Linked DNA regions of Mus musculus: region 1 is linked to region 2. Evidence: chromatin loops called from intact Hi-C (ENCODE). Cell type or tissue: gastrocnemius. All regions are shown on one strand. Each heading gives the region's core, and the rest is flanking DNA. Links, peaks and the distances in the headings are about the cores only.

Region 1 (2,919 bases), core at 284-2,783, 71 kb before region 2:
CAATTTTACTTTTGCTTGAATTTGATATCTGAGTTTGTATTAATTTGGTTGTTTACTTATTTCCAAACTACTTTGAAAATTTGACCTGTAATCCAAGTACTTGGGAAACTGAGGCAGGATAATTGTGAGTTCCAGACCAGCCTAGACTAAATAATGAGATACTGTCTCAAAACTAAAAGAGAAAAATAGGAAAAAAATACAGCTGCCTGGGTCTTCAGGGAGCACTCATCTTGGTTTTCCTTTTTGACCCTTAGGATACTGATGAATTTATTTTGCCAACTGGAGCTAATAAAACCCGAGGCAGATTTGAACTAGCTTTCTTTACCATTGGAGGATGTTGCATGACAGGTACAATTTTTATTTTTAGATTTATTTTATTTTATGTATGAGAACACTGTCGCTGTCTTTCAACCCACCATAAGAGGGCATCAGATCCCATTACAGATGGTTGTGAGCCACCATGTGGTTGTGGGAATTGAAAGCACAACCTCTGAAGGAGCCATCTAACCGCTGAGCCATCTCTCCAGCCCCAATATTTTTATTTGTAATGTCCTTAAATCCAAGTCGTTAATGGTGCTTAAAGTGAAAAGTAACTAGGATATTCTTTTCGTTTTTAAAGCTTGTATTGCATTTCTCATTATATAAAAAAGCAACCAGAATTATTTTTAATAAAAAGCTTTTTTTTTTTTTTTAATTGTTATGATTTGCCACCAGGGGCCGCATTCGGGGCAATGAACGGTCTTCGTTTAGGATTGAAGGAAACCCAGAGCATGGCCTGGTCCAAACCAAGAAATGTACAGTAAGTCTAGATGCTTGCATAGTAACCACTGCTTTGGGGTCTGGTGTTAATAAAGTGCTTAGATAATTAACAACCCCCACCACCACCTCTCTCTCTTTTAATATATGGTTTTGGTTTCAAAGCATAAGGAACCAAGTTACTGTGTCCTAGCTTTGCAGGGGTGTAGATTTTGGTTAGTGTCTTCATTTAACTGGTACAACCCCAATCTGATTTTTTTGGTTTACATGTGCTCTCCAAATTTATATGGCAAATTTATATTTTTAAATTGTTGAGTTACTAATAGGGATTTTTGATTGTTCTTGGGCCTGTAGGACTCAGAACTTGATGATAGAAGCTAGATCTATTAGCTTCTTGCTGACATGCTTAAATGGGGAGGGGCAGAAACACTCAACTAGAATTTCTTTTTTTAAAGATTTATTTATTTATTATATGTAAGTGCACTGTAGCTGTCTTCAGTCATTCTAGAAAAGGGTATCAGATTTTGTGAGCTACTATGTGGTTGCATGTGGTTGAACTCGGGACCTTTGAAGAGCAGTTGGTGCTCTTAACCACTGAGCCATCTCACCAGCCCCTTAACTGGAATTTCTACAATTCCAAGATCATTATTATATATGTATGTGCAAGTGTGCAGATGTCCACATGAGCGGGTGCATATGAAGGCCAAAGGTCAGCCTAAAGTGTCCTTTCTCAGGAGCTATCCCACTTACCCAGTGAGCCATCTGCCCAGAAGCATTCTTAATCTCTGAATTGTGAATGTATCGTCCTGCCAGAAGGTGGCAGCAGGCGTGCTGGAGTTGGCCTTAGGAAACCTTAGAGGCTTGCCAGGTTTTTCTGTTGCTGTTACTGCATGAACTCCTTTGTTGACAATGCAGATTTTGTAGTATGAGAAGCTAAAATACTGTAATAAATACCTGTGAACCCTAATTCTTCTACAACAACCCTCAGCCTTGGCCAGTCACCCAGTTTCTTCTATTGTATCATTTTGAAACAAATCCCCAACCAATATTTATAATGAATTTAGAAGTGGGAAGTCTCTTAAACAAAATGCTATATTCCATTTTTGAAAACAATAGCAACATAATCTTCTCATCTTCCCATATTGAGAAGCAGCATTTAATAATTGGAAAGGGGTAGAATTTATAGCCAAACATGTTGTGTTTAACTCGAGAATTGTAGTTTAACCACTTAATATTTTGTGATCTTGAGTAAAAACTTTGTCTACTTTCTGCCTTGCAGAGTTGTGGGAAAGTGGCAGGTGATAAAATGTGAGCAGTAGATAAAGGCTCACAAACGGAAGTGAAGTGTGCCGACAGACCGTCCCCAGAGAGCTCTACCAAGTTCTTAGTGTGTTACCCAGTAGTAGTCAGCCATCCCAGACACATTCCTGTGATGGTGTTACACTGCTGGGAGAGTAATGTGTGCTCTTCACCTGGTTGCTGGGTCACCGTTCTGGTGGGCTGTGACTCTGGTGTAAGACCAAACTTTGCTTCCTTGAGAGTGTGCTAAGCATTCGCTTTGACTGCTTAGTTCTAGTATGGGAGCAGACAGTGCTTTCTCCGTGTGCTCTAGTAAAGGCAGCTCTTCCTTTCTCTTCAGTTCTGCTTTGCACTCTAACACCCATGTCCTTTCCATTGGCCCTACTTAGTATTCTGAAATGTATTCCCTTTCCCAAAGAATGTCAAACCACTCTGTCACAGGTACAGTGACATTGTTTTAACACAGATCATCAGTTTGTAAATACATTTCAGGCTGCTGTTTAAAGCCTTTGTATTTAATCTGTCCTAAATAATTTTGTGCCTTTACTATCATAAACCTCACTTATATAAAGTAACAACCTTATTTATTAAAATCTGGGGTGGTATTAAGGTGTACCTTGAAGTTCCAAAAATCATTTAGGCGTGGGCCTATATATTTTAAATAGCTATAGCTATGGCTTATAAGATTACTAGAGAAGCAGTGACCCTAAATACATTTTTCTCTCTCTCTCATTCTTCCCTGGTAGGATTTTGAATATGGTGACTAGGCAAGGAGCACTTTGGGCTAATACTCTAGGCTCCCTGGGTAAGTATAAATCTTGTTCGATTAATCTTTTGTGTTGAGACAATGCCTCGTGTAGCCCA
Region 2 (2,919 bases), core at 264-2,763:
ATCTAGTAAGGCTGGAGGGCTGGAAGCTTAGTTAAGAGTCCTTGCTGCTTTTGCAGGACTGAGCTTCAGTTCCCAGCACCCACAGATTTAACTTCAGCTTCGGGGGACCTAATGCCCTCTTCTGCCCTCAGGAAGTACCTGAATACATGTAGCATATACTCACACAGATACAAACACATAAATGAAAAAATTTTTAGCTGTGCAGTGGTGGCGCACGCCTTTAATCCCAGCACTAGGGAGGCAGAGGCAGGCAGTTTCTGAATTCAAGGTCAGCCTGGGCTACAGAGTGAGTTCCAGGACAGCCAGGGCTACACACAGAAACCCTGTCTCAACAAATGAAAAAAAAATTAAACTTTTTACATTTATTGATTAGCAAATTGATTGCATGGCATTTACACGTGGAGGTCAGAAGACAATTTGCCGAAGTTGATTCTCTCCTGCTACCTTGTGGATCCTTGAGATCAATCAAATTCAGAATTGGTGGCAAGAGCTTTTATAGGCTGAGTTGTCTTGCAGGACCTTTGGCTTTTTTTTTTTTTTTTTTTTTTTTTTTTTTTTTTTGAGACAGGGTTTCTCTGTGTAGCCCTGGCTGTCCTGGAACTCACTTTGTAGACCAGGCTGGCCTCAAACTCAGAAATCTGCCTGCCTCTGCCTCCCGAGTGCTGGGATTAAAGGCGTGCACCACCACGCCCGGCTGGACCTCTTGCTTTTTAATGTATTCTCTTATTTAATTCTCAAAACCCTTTGATCTGGGTATTATCACCTTAAAAGGTGACAGGAACCAGGGCTGGAGAGATAGCTTGGTGATTCGGAGCGCTGCCTGCTTTCCCAGAGGATCCATGTTAAATTCTTTGTTCCCACAAGGAGTCACAATTGTCTGTAACTCCAGTTCTAAGGGATTTGACACCCTCAGGCACACACACACACGCACGCACGCACGCACGCACGCACGCACGCACGCACGCAGAGTTATTGTTTGTTTTGTCTTTGAGGCAGGGTCTCACTATAGCTTTGACAGACTCAGAACTCAGTATTTACACCAGGCTGGCCTTGAACTTGTAAAGATCTACTTACTTCTACTTCACTAGTGCTGGGACTAAAGCCTTCTTTAGGTGCTGATACCTGGCTCATAAAATTAAACAAACACACACACAAACAAACAAACACTCCTGAGGTCGGACAAGGTTAAATATATATTCTACAGTCACAGGCTTCCAAGTTGAGACTGAATCTGATTCCAAACCCAGCCCCACCTGGAGTTTTGAAGGCTCATTTTGTTATTGAAGTTTATGACATCATTTAGTATTTGAGGACCTAAGGTGACAAGCACGGTGTCATTCCTGAGGCGTCCATAGTGAGTCTGCCACCTAGTGGAGACCTTGTATTGACAGGGGCCACACACCTCCTGGGCAGAGTCCTGAGTCCAGCCTCATTGCCATTCTGGCAGTCTGGGGTTTCTGCTCACACCCAGGGAAAAGCCTCTGCAGGGCTCTACAAGCCTCTAAGCATGCAGTGGTCCCCACCCTCTGTCTGGGTTCTTCACTCACCTAGATAAGTCAAATTAAGCTAGATGAAAATGACACATTTTGAAAACATAAGTTACAAGTGAGCCCCTCACACCCAATATCAAGGGGTCAATTTTATTCACTTTTATCATTCATACACAAAACACTTGTTGGAAAATGTAAGAGAACGTATATTGCATTGTTGTGGCATGCAACCTTTGTGAACCCTGAAAGACGAGTCAGGAGCCAAGCTGATGCAATTGCATATGGACATTTATTCACTGAGCTTGTGCTGTGCCCTGAGTCCACAGGAAACCTAGATGAGCCCAAGAATTGCCAAGTCTGCTGCAACTCGCAAAAGAGTCTTTTATTGTTTCAAGTTCAAACTCAGATCGCCTGCCTCGCACTCACCACGTGAATGCTAGCAAGCAACCCTGAGTCCAGAAAACACTGGGTTTATATACAGTATAGTCAGCAGGAATCCCATGGATGTCCACAGAAAAAGGGGAGTAGAGGGCTGTAATCATTTGGTGGAATGGTACTGAAGTGGGAGTGGGGGGTTAGTGGGTGTCTGTTTGGAGGCTAATTTTATGGCCAGTTGTAACTCTCTGTGACTGGACCTCTGATCTCCCTTGAGCTTGTTATTTCTCTAAGGTCTCAGGAACAGGCACCTGGAGACTTTTGCTGCTTATCAGAAGGAAGGTTGGTTTTGGGAGACACAAAGGCAGGGAGGATGTCTCAAGCTGTCTCCTCAGAATGTCTTCATTAAGAAGGAGTTTTATGGGTAGTGTCATTCTAACGCCAGTGAAGGGGGAGGGAGCCCTGGGCTTGCTGCAGGAGGCTGCAGCACAGAAATCAACTGTCTGCATATCATGCTTGCCGTGGACTGGAGGGAGGATGGGAGCTTCTGGTGGGCAGGGGGCAGGGAATGCAGAGGCAAACTGTCTGTACTCAATACTGAAGTCTCTCTGGTATCCGTAATTCGACCTGCAGGGCAGTTTTCATGGAGCCCCCAACACGTATGGGGCAAAGTTTTATAGAAAGTGTTTCCAGCCTGGCAAGCATCTAATTGGAGCACCACTTTAGCACTGGGAGTCAAATTTAACTTCTGCTTCCCTCTGCACTGGTGGTTAGGCAGTGGCAGGTTTGTAACCTGGGGGTACAGATTTGTTTGGGGGGGGGACCTGGAAATTGGACTTAGACACAGGCCTTGTTGGGGGAATAATCTGGAAACTCTGGATTTGTTGGGGGAGGTGAACCTGGAGACATGGGGTCTTGGGGTTAGCGTAGAAAGTGGAGCTAGGCTTGGATTTTATTGGGGGGGGGGGGGTAACTTGGAAACTAATGCTAGGTACCAGCCTGTTAAGTTTACTTGAGTTTAAACTTAGGTCAGCTTCTCTATTTTTTTTAATTT

The links. Hi-C counts contacts between places; a loop is a spot of excess contacts. Peaks named below come from ENCODE experiments on the same cell type or tissue, not always from the same donor. Only the 100,000 strongest peaks of a DNase experiment are listed, where the experiment ranks them.
Region 1: a loop joins it to region 2, with 4 times the contacts of the local background. A loop is called at or near these places in 9 of 42 quality-filtered maps.

The regions. Positions count from the first base shown.
Region 1 is chr14:32,191,283-32,194,201 of GRCm38, reverse strand. Timm23 (translocase of inner mitochondrial membrane 23) reads left to right here. Exons shown (of 7, transcript NM_016897.3): 3 at 255-348; 4 at 715-799; 5 at 2,802-2,860. It overlaps LOC115488402 (a small nucleolar RNA gene), which reads left to right and starts at 2,152; the gene lies at 2,152-2,348. In gastrocnemius, for the core only: a CTCF peak has its summit at 1,570 (motif pointing right); a DNase peak (open chromatin) is centred at 1,578; H3K27ac peaks cover 919 bases.
Region 2 is chr14:32,120,579-32,123,497 of GRCm38, reverse strand. No RefSeq gene overlaps it. Among named protein-coding and RNA genes, the nearest start is that of Msmb, 20 kb to the left of the region's middle. In gastrocnemius, for the core only: a CTCF peak has its summit at 1,359 (motif pointing left); a DNase peak (open chromatin) is centred at 1,369.